3 separate regions of the Homo sapiens genome follow, and all the other regions are linked to region 3. Evidence: chromatin contacts called from ENCODE Hi-C or POLR2A ChIA-PET data. All regions are on one chromosome and are shown on one strand. Each heading gives the region's core, a stretch centred on a gene start or an enhancer-like site at or near the end of the contact. The rest is flanking DNA. Distances are from core to core; before and after follow the strand shown.

Evidence for each region. Hi-C counts contacts between places; a loop is a spot of excess contacts on that map. ChIA-PET counts read pairs that join two places held with the same protein, here RNA polymerase II (POLR2A). Pooled maps may share reads with other maps.
Region 1: a loop to region 3 is called in a pooled map, with 2.4 times the contacts of the local background. The contact joins two enhancer-like sites. A Hi-C loop is called at or near these places in 1 of 50 pooled maps. POLR2A ChIA-PET finds 5 or more read pairs at or near these places in 2 of 52 experiments (activated T-cell and activated naive CD4-positive, alpha-beta T cell).
Region 2: a map of CD8-positive, alpha-beta T cell shows a loop between it and region 3 (2.5-fold over the local background). The contact joins two enhancer-like sites. A Hi-C loop is called at or near these places in 1 of 168 maps with a recorded cell type or tissue (CD8-positive, alpha-beta T cell) and 2 of 50 pooled maps. POLR2A ChIA-PET finds 5 or more read pairs at or near these places in 1 of 52 experiments (naive thymus-derived CD8-positive, alpha-beta T cell).

The regions. Positions count from the first base shown.
Region 1 is chr5:142,843,525-142,846,662 of GRCh38, forward strand. All of the region lies in intron 1 of ARHGAP26 (Rho GTPase activating protein 26), which reads left to right. Among named protein-coding and RNA genes, the nearest start is that of ARHGAP26-AS1, 24 kb to the right of the region's middle. Within about 2 kb of position 1,852, at least 18 of the 41 ENCODE cell types and tissues checked have a DNase peak (open chromatin) inside an H3K27ac peak, as active enhancers do.
Region 2 is chr5:141,700,716-141,704,229 of GRCh38, forward strand. It overlaps LOC124901092 (a long non-coding RNA gene), which reads right to left. Exons shown (of 2, transcript XR_007058973.1): 2 at 2,651-2,961. Among named protein-coding and RNA genes, the nearest start is that of ARAP3, 20 kb to the left of the region's middle. RefSeq lists enhancers at 436-936, 1,525-1,674. Within about 2 kb of position 1,581, at least 7 of the 41 ENCODE cell types and tissues checked have a DNase peak (open chromatin) inside an H3K27ac peak, as active enhancers do.
Region 3 is chr5:142,222,475-142,225,623 of GRCh38, forward strand. No RefSeq gene overlaps it. Among named protein-coding and RNA genes, the nearest start is that of SPRY4-IT1, 94 kb to the right of the region's middle. RefSeq lists an enhancer at 957-1,006. Within about 2 kb of position 1,322, at least 3 of the 41 ENCODE cell types and tissues checked have a DNase peak (open chromatin) inside an H3K27ac peak, as active enhancers do.

The DNA.
Region 1 (3,138 bases), core at 602-3,101, 620 kb after region 3:
TTTTGCCTCCTTTTAATCTCAGTGACATACCTATGGAGTAGTGACGTATAATCCCTGTTTTTCTGCAAGGAAGCTGAGGGTTTTATGGTACCACTACACTTCCTTATGGCGTGTTTTTTTTTGATGATTAAAACATTTCTCAGTATGAGTTGTATGAAGACATGGGGCACGGTGGATATAGTAGAAAAAGCATTGAATTATAAGTCAGGTTCTAACCAATCTCTCATAACCTCTACCTTCTTTCCTTCCACTTTTCCTTTTAGTTTATAAAATCTGGGGCTTGATCTGCAGAAGGTGACACTGTGATATGGTGATGAAGAGCCTGAGCTTTGGCTTCATGCATTCTTAGGGCTGAGTCCTGGCTCTGCCATTTGTTAGTTATGGGGTCTTGGGAAGTGGTGTGCTCCTGAGCCTTGGTTTCCTCATCTAGAGATGATAACTGTCTCCTTCCATTGTTGTGGGGACTAAGTGAGTTAATATATAATAAGATACTTGACAAGTATCATTACATGTGAGCTAAAAGTGAGTTTTTTTTTTTTTTTTTTGAGACAGAGTCTTGCTCTATTCCCCAGGCTAGAGTGTAGTGGCACGATCTCGGCTCACTGCAACCTCCACTTCTGGGTTTGAGCGATTCTCATGCCTCAGCCTCCTGAGTAGCTGGGATTATAGGTACCCACCACCACACCTGGCTGATTTTTGTATTTTTAGTAGAGATGGGGTTTCGCCATATCGACCAGGCTGGTCTCAAACTCCTGACCTCAGGTGATCCGCCTGCCTCGGCCTCCCAGAGTGCTGGGATTACAGGTGTGAGCCACAGTGCCCAGTGCTTTATATTAGTCTTTCTCAGACATTCTTGTTTTCCATGAATGAGTTAGCAGTTTTAAAGCTTTTTTTTTTTTCTTTTTGAGGGTAGTGTCAAAGACTTTGAAATATGATGAAAGTTCAGGACAATTTCCCAAGAAAAAGCCTCTTTACCCAAAATTCATTTTCAATTTCAGAGGGTTCAGGGCCAGGACCTTCTAGAGCTCTTTGAGAACTCCAGAATAAGAACTCTTTTAGGCTGGGCGTAGTGGCTCACGTCTGTAATCCCAGCAGTTTGGGAGGCCAAGGCGGTGGATCACCTGAGGTCAGCAGTTTGAGACCAGCCTGGTCAACATGATGACATCCTGTCAATATAAAAATTAGCCGGGCCTGGTGGTGGGCTCCTATAATCCCAGCTACTTGGGAGGCGGAGGCAAGAGAATCGCTTGAATCTGGGAGGTGGAGGTTGCAGTGAGCCGAGATCACACCACTGCACTACAGCTGGGACAACAGAGTGAGACTGCGTCTCAAAAAAAAAAAAAAAAAGAACTCTTTTAATTGATTGTAGGATGGTAGCCCCCGTTTTGCAGGCTATTCCTCCCCTGCTCTCTGATGCCTGCTGAACTTAACTGAGACCAGCACGTGTGGAGGAGCCCTCTGTGAGGACTGGAGGGATGCACTTCCTTTTCGTCTTCTCCTCCGTTCGCTAGTGAGCAGACTCCTGATTTCTTGGCCTGTGTTGCTGCCCAGAACAAGCACCAGGAATATCCTGAGGAGCTGCAGCTCTTGAGGGAGGCTGCTACGAGAGCAGGGAAAATCAGTCTTTCTCTTCCTCAGTTGGGTTATTTCAGGGATGAGAGGAGAGGGAGCAGCAAAGACTCTGGGATTTTAGGAAGAACCAAGCTACTGTGTGTTGATCGTCTGTTCTGTACCAGGAACTGTGTCTAGGTGGTTTGCATTCATTATTTCTCATCCTTAGAAGAATGCTTCCGGGTGGGTATTTGTTATCACCCTGCTTCACAGATGAGGAAGCTGAGTCTCAGAGCAGTTAAGAATAGCAAATGTCCAAGGTGGGAGTCAGGTCAGCTCTCTGAAATCATGGAGGTCTTCTGTGCCATGCAGTTCCCCTAGATGGAGTCAGGCCTCTGGGGTAAAGGGTGACTTCACGCCCTTTGCTGATAAAGGAAATGCTTTTCCTTCTGGTGGCCAGACATCCGCAGTTACTGTCTTTGTTATGTGCTCTAGGTGGCCTTCTCAGTGCTGAACTGCAGACCCGTGTATTTTTAGAAAAGGAAGAGGCTTCTGTGTGTACTGTTTATGTACAGACACATATCAGCTTCTCAGTACTAAAATCAGCTAAAGCAGCTGAGTGTCAGCTCTGGCTGGTGTCCAGATAACTGGCGGCCCTGTCTTCTGGCTGGCAGGTCCTCACCATGATGGCTTCAGGGACATGACTGACCCCTCACATCTCTCTTCTTGATAGACTAAGCTCTGAGTCCCCACAGAGACCTGCCTCTACTTCCTCCCCAAGCTCAGCTCTTGGCTTGTCAGCAGTTGGTCAGGCTGCATCCTTTTCTTTTTTTCCATTTCCCTGCCTGCATTTTCTCCTTGTTTCCTCACCCACACTTCACTCACATGCCTTTTTTTCCCCTGTGAGACCAATCACGTTTTGATTTTTTTGTTGTTATGGTCAAAGAGGTTTATTTTGTGCACCGCAGTGAAACTGGCTACCTAAGGTATCCATGTGTGAAAGCCACGCATTAGTTTCAAGGGAGGGCAGTGTACTGCAGCGTTTGGGTCTCTGTATCACCATTGTCTGCTCACATTTATAGCTGACTCATGTTGAGTTATATGCCAGACGCTGGCTTTGTGTATTACCTGTTGGGCCACAGTTACCTGTGTGAGGGTGGTTCTGGTATTATCTCACGGGCCTGAGACCTTTCCAAGGTCACATGGCTGGAGTTGTATCCAAGCTCAGAGGGGTGCCGAGGTATATGTGTCGGGTGAGGAGGAGTCACCAGTGCATAGGTGGGAGGGTGGGGCATGCCACCTTTCGTGCCTGTCTCTTGCTCCCAGGGGAATGTCTTTTGGTGTGGCCCAGGTGAGCCAGAATTTCAGGTCTTTTTGAGGATTAGTCTGTTTGACCTTCTTCTCCTCTCTGGCAAAGAGGATTTGGATGGGATTTCCCTTCAGTGGGGATTTTATCTTAGTAAGGGCTGCAGAACTGGGCCTGCTGCTTCTAGGATGTGCTATGTCATTCCTGCTCACTCCTCTGCTGTGACCACCCCTGCCACTTCCCCTTTATACCCCAGAATGAAGACTGCATCTCATAGACAT
Region 2 (3,514 bases), core at 331-2,830, 520 kb before region 3:
GGCACCATGGCAAATGAAAAGTCGCATGTGGCAGCCTCTGTCCCACATTCCCCACTATCAGGCTGATCCGAAGGCAGGAGAGGGTGTATCTAGGCTGCACGTCTGAAAGGCTGAGACTGAGTGTGTCTGTCACTGATTGAATGTGGGAGCGACAGAATATGTGTGCCTGCCTCATGCCTGTTCATGCCATTATTGGTGTTGTTGACCTTATTGCGGATCAATAACAATAGCCCCTCACATGGGCCTGGTGCCTGTGTCCATTTGAGTTTCATGAGAGATATCTCCAGGAAGCAGAACCAGGATTCCTACTCCCATTTTACAGATAATGATGCTGCTAATAATAGTTGACATATTGAGTGTTTAGTGTATGAAGGCTCTGTGTGCATACTACCTCATGGAACACACACTGCAATCACTCCCATTTTACAGATGAGTCATTTGAGGGCACTTACAAGCTTGCAAGGGCACTTACATGCTAGTAAGTGGCAAAACTGGGACTAGAAGCCATTTCTCCCTACCTTCTGCCCTTGTCCCAGGTAATCTTAGCCTCTCCTCCCTCCTTTCATCTTTCTCCTTCGAGTTGCAAAGCTGCCCCAATAAACAATAGCCTGGTATTGCTGAAACAGCCCCATCTCCTGAGCTCAAATTGTAAACTTTGCCTCTTCATACCCATACCCCTCCACCCTGGCTCAGCCCAGCCTTGAGGGCAGTGCCCCTGAAATCCTGGGCATCTGACACCTGAGTGCTGCAGGCCCCAGCCCACAGCAAGCACTGGCACTCCCCTAAATCTTTCCAGAGCCAAGACCCCTCCCGCCGCCATCTCAGAGCCTCACTTGGTCAGAGCGGCCAGGGGAGGCGGGATCGATGTGCAGAGAACTCAGTAATAATCCCAGCACAGGCAGCCAGGCTGCTGTATAAAGACAGATTAAAAACTCATCGGGTTGAGATGAGGAAATAATTCAGATGCTTGGCCATAGTGGGAACGTCTAGGGCTGCAGGTGCTAGTCGGAGTACATGTGAGGGGGTGGCCGGGACCCAGATGACAGCGGCTTTTGGCCTTGGGAATCTGCACTCCCCCACTTCGTTCCACCCCCAGAGCTACCTTCCTTTGCTGCCTGCCTTGAAGCCAAGGCTGACAAATCTCAGTCCCCCAGGGAGCAGCGAGGGGGAGGCAGGCTGGGGGAAACCGAGAGAGCACAGTTGCTGCCTAGCTCCACACCCTGGTTTATTTCCTCCGCAGCACTGAAATTATTTTGCTCATTTATTTGTTTACTTGTATGCTGTTTCCTCACCTAGACTATAAGCCCCGCGAGGCCAGGGACCTGTTCATCTGTGTACTGCAGTACCTCCAGCCCCCAGCCTACAAGAGGGACTTCTTAAGAACTGTTGAGTAAATGAATGCATGGATTGGAATCCTGGCTCTTGCTGTATGACCTCGCTGAGGTTCCGTTCTCTTAGCTGTAAAATGGGCACGGTAGTGGCTTCCAAAGGAGATCTCAGCCCAGCGCCAGGCTTCTAGGAAGCGCTCAATTGAGGATTTTGTTACATTGATGTCAAAAGAAAATGGAAACCGTGTCTGCCGCTTGAGATGCCATCAGGGGGCGCCCTTGTGCAAGGCGCTCGGCGTGCTGCGCCTTCCGCAGGCTCCCGGGTGAGCGCATCCAAGGCCGCCCCCACTCCCCGCCCCCACCTTTGGGGGGCTTATCTCCTCCCCTCTCCGTCCCGTTCACACGCCCACCCTCACTCCGCCCGCGTCCCCGCTCCGGGGACCGTCTCCGCAGCCCCGTGCCCACCCTTCCCCACCGCCAGGCCCAGACTCCTTCCGCCCACGCGGCCCCATATGCTGGAAAGAGCCTCCCACTCCCCATCTGTCAAGCCACTTCCTTGCCCCCATTCCCGGCTTCGCCGCTGTCCCCTCCTCCAGGAAGCTGGTCCTGATTGAGGGGCAGAGGACTGCCAGCTTCGCCGGTCAACCGCCCGGTATCCCCGTTCCCCCAACCACAGGGCTTTAGGGAAATGCCCGCTGCCCTGGGCAGATGACCCCCAGTGCTGAGCTCTGAGCCTCGAGTCAGGGTTTGCGAACAGATGCGAGAACTCTCTGTGCGCTTCAGACCCGTGGGGAAACCCTGCCGAGGAAAGGAGTGGGAGGGCCTGCGTGGAAGGACCCCTCGTGTCACGGCCGGCTGGCTGGGGGTGGGGAGCGGGCTTCGGGGCATTGCCGGCTGTTCGCCTGGAGGACGCAGGGCTTGGGGAGCGCGGTACAGACAAACACAGGCTGCTTTTCTCGCCCGAAAGACCGGTTTCATTTCGCAGATTGATTATTGCTGCGTGAGTGTGTGTGTGTGTGTGTGTGTGTGTGTGTGTGTGTGTGTGTGTGTTTGGGCGTTGTTAGTTTTTTAAAAATGTAACTTGCTTGTCTAATGAATGTTTGATTGCACCTACATCCGGAGGGTGTTTTAATGAAAGGTGAAGGCTCCTGGAGGGAAATAAATAAATAAAGGATCGCTCCCCATCCGTAGGCACCCGCTCCCCCGGCAATTCTCTATCCACAGCTATCTTCTGAAGCCCATGCCCTCGCGGAAGAATTCTGTTCCTGTTTGAATGTTCCCATGTAAATGCTGCTGCTCTCCCATGGAAATCACACCCTTCAATCGGTCAATCTCAGGGCTTTTATTAAGGGTGTGAAGGGGAGATGAATGGGGAGAGGGAGCTCTGGGGGAGCGGGGAGAGGAGCGAGGAGGCCTCTTTTCCCGCCGCAGGCTGGACTGGGTTTTGCTCGCTTGGTGAGTGCACACCCACTCTGCGCCAGGCTTTGTGCTGAGATCGGTGGACACGGAGAAAGCAGGCACAGGGTAATGCCAGTGCTATCAGTTCAATTCAGCAATTATTTGTTCAGCATCCCAGTACCACATTGTGACCCTGGGGGATTCGCTGAACCTCAGACAGCCTCAGTTTCCTCATCTGTAAAATGGAGATTGTAATCATATTTATCTCATTATGTGTTGGTGGGATTAAATGAGAGAGTGCATGGCACACAGTAAGCACTCAGGGAATGCTAGCTGTTATTATCTACTATGTAAGTAGTAGTGTAGGGGCTATGGGAAAGCAGAGCGGTGTGGAGCACAGACCTAGGAGATTATTAGAGGGTGGATTTAAAAGTGCATCCCTCTTACAGGTAGAATGTCTACGTTTAGGCTCAGTCCCATTGATCAGTCAACTGATAATTACTGACTGCTGGCATACCAGCCACTGTTCTTCACTTCGTGGATACAGCTATGAGACAGGTAAATCTGGTCTCTGCACAGAGAGCTCATGTCTAGTAAGGGAGACCTAGGTCCATAAACAGCCTGGCCACAGGGTGGGCAGAGCCGTAACAGAACAAGCCCAGGCAACTGTGGGAGCACAGACGAGGGGTATTTCACCCGACTTGGCTTCCCAGAGGAGGGTAATTTAACCAGACAAAGATCGAGGGTTAGGAATGTGTGAGGGATGGGAGGAAAAATATTCTAAGCCC
Region 3 (3,149 bases), core at 72-2,571:
GGCAAGGGATGCGTTGATTTTGAAATTGCCCCTGGGATAGGAAGTGTTCCGCCTCCCTTCTCTCGCAACCCCAGCCACAGCAGCCTTCTGGCTGATGGAGCTGGTGGGGAGTGGGCCTCACAGCAGATGTGAGAGGTGGAAGTGAGCAGCAGGTGTGACCGCTGTGGTCCAGAATCCTCTTGGTGCCCCCGCCCAGTGGAGAATTCTAGTGCATTAGAACCAAAGCCCGTGAATCAGGCTGGAGGAATTCCGGGCCATGGGCACAGGCTTCCTCGCACCAATCATCAGCTCTATTTTCACTTCTCTGAGAGGCATGGGAGGAAGTGAGGGGAGGTGGGCAAAGAGCAACACTGCATCTGAATAAGCACCCTAAGAGCCCCGATCCTCTCCACGGCCCAGTCGCTGCCACCCACCCCACACCCCACCCCCAGCTCTCCGTCGTGTGCATAGGCCTGGAGGATGTTCAGGAAGGTGTGAAGGGGTACCCCAAGGAGGTGGGAGTAAAGAGTTTTAAGGCCTGTGGCCCAGCCCCAGGGAGGAGCACTCCAGCGCCTGCTCCTGGTCTTGGGGAGCAAGAGCAGGGGATGAGGAGGAGTATTTGATGCTGGACACAGCTGTTAGGTTAGGTTGCCAGGTCACTGAGAAAACAGACAGTGTCCGCCCCATCCTTCATCCTTGACGCTGAAAAGAAAAAAAAGGGCCTCAGGATTTAGTTGAAGGTGAAGACGTTGGGTGCTTTACCTTGAAGTGTGGAGAGCATCTCTTTATGGATTAATCCTGTGACCCTGCAGAAAGTGGTCTTCAAGGCCCAGCTCAGTGGCTGCCTCCCACATGAAGTCCTGTCTGATGCACTCCCCAGGAGTCTCCCTCTCACAATTCCCTTGGACTGTGTGCCTCTGGGGCAGTGCCACACCTGTCCTGCCCCGCAGTGGGCTCTATATTTGAGTTTCCTCATCCACCGACAAAGCACCTGGCGTGAGTGAGATTCTGCTAGGCTGGGGATTCTCAGGTGAGCTGAAGTCCGGAGTTCAAGACCAGCCTGGTGAAACCCTGTTTCTATTAAAAATACAAAAATCAGTGGGGCGTGGTGGCACGTGCCTGTAACCCCAGCTACTCGAGAGGCTGAGGCAGAATTGCTTGAACCCAGGAGGCGGAGGTTGCAGTGAGCCAAGATCACGCCACTGCACTCCAGCCTGGGTGACAGAGTGAGACTCCATCTCAAAAAAAGAAAAAAAAAGACTCAGTTGAGATACAACCCCTACCTTCAAAGAGCTACCAGAGCCGCAGAAGAGTTAGGTAAGTAACAGGAAGTTAATTAAAGAAGTAGCATTGGCTGGGTGCCAATGGTGACTCATGCCTGTAATCTCAGCACTTTGGGAGGCCGAGATGGGCGGATCCCTTGAGACCAGGAGTTTGAGACTAGCCTGGGCAACATGGGGAAACCCCATCTCTACCAAAACTACAAAGACTAGCTGGGTGTGGTGGTGTGCACCTGTAATCCTAGCTACTTAAGAGTCTGAGGTAGGAGGATTGCTTGAGTCTGGCAGGTTGAGGCTGCAGTGATCGCACACTTACCATGAGCCAGGCACTGTACTGAATGTTTTATATGCATTGACTTATCAAACCCCACTATATCCATACAAGGGAGAGACTCAGTATATTGAGTTTGCCGATGATGAAATTGAGGCTAAGCCACTTTGGAAAACAGGGAGGCAATTTCTTAAAGAGTTAGACAACCCATACTTTTTCTTCCCCATACAGCTCAGCAATTTCACTGCTATGTATAGACCCAAGAGAATTGAAAACATATATCCACACAAAAACATCTATACAAATATTACATAACAGTAATATTTATAATAGCCCCAAACTGGAAACAATTCAAATGTCTATCAACTGATGAGTGGATAAATAAAATGTGGTTAATTTATACAATGAAATATTATTTGACAATAAAAAGGGAAGAAGTACCAGTATATGCTACAGTGTGGATAAACCTCAAAAACATTATGCTATGTGAAAGAAGCCAGACATAAAAGGCCACATATTGTATGATTCCATTTATAGGAAGTGCCCGGAAATGCCAAATCTATGGAGACAGAAAGTAGATTGATTAGTGGCTGCCAGGGAGTGAGGATGGGATGAGGACGAACTGAATGGGCACCAGGGATTTTACTGGGGTATTAGAAATGTTCTAAACTGAATTGTGGTGATGTTTGCACAACTCAGTAATATCTACTAAAAATTATGACATCGTGGCCGGGCGCAGTGGCTCACGCCTGTAATCCCAGCACTTTGGGAGACAGAGGCGGACGGATCACCTGAAGTCAGGAGTTCAAGACCAGCCTGTCCAACATGGCGAAACCCTGTCTCTACTAAAAATGCAAAAATTAGCTGGATGTGGTGGCAGGTGCCTGTAATTCCAGCTACTTGGGAGGCTGAGGCAGGAGAATCTCTTGAACCCGGGAGGCAGAGGTTGCAGTGAGCTGAGATCATGCCATTACACTCCAGCCTGGGTGACAGAGTGAGACTCTGTGTCAAAAAAACAAAACAAAAAAAATGAGGCTAAGTAAGATGGAGCAACTTGTCTGAAGTGATTAGCTGTTAAGTGATGAAGCCAGAATTCAAACCCAGGCAGGAGTGCAGTGGCACAATCATGGCTCACCCTAACCTCGAACTCCCGGGCTCAAGCAATCCTCCCGCCTCAGCCTCCTGAGTGGTTGAGACTGTAGGTGTGCATCACCATGCCCAGTTACATTTGTTTTTACTTTTTGTAGAGATAGGGTCTTACTATGTTGTCCAGGCTGGTCTCCAACTCCTTGGCTCCAGTGATCCTCCCACCTCGGCCTCCCAGAGTACCGAGATTACAGTCAGAGCCATGGAGCCTGGCTCAGAGACCGCATTCTTAACCACTGTGCAACATTGCTTCCCTGAGGTAGCTTATCTCAGCCCAGCAGGGGCATGCTCACATAGGCTTGGGATGAGGCTGGCTTTCTTGGGATATCTCTGGGAAAAGTAACGCTTGAGTTGTGTCTGCAAGTCTTGCGTGCAAGTTCTCCTCCACCAAGAAGGCTTCTGGGTTCCCATCTTTAACCCTCCCTACCTTTTAAGAGCTGGATCTTATTGAGTAAACAGAAGAGTGAATGCCT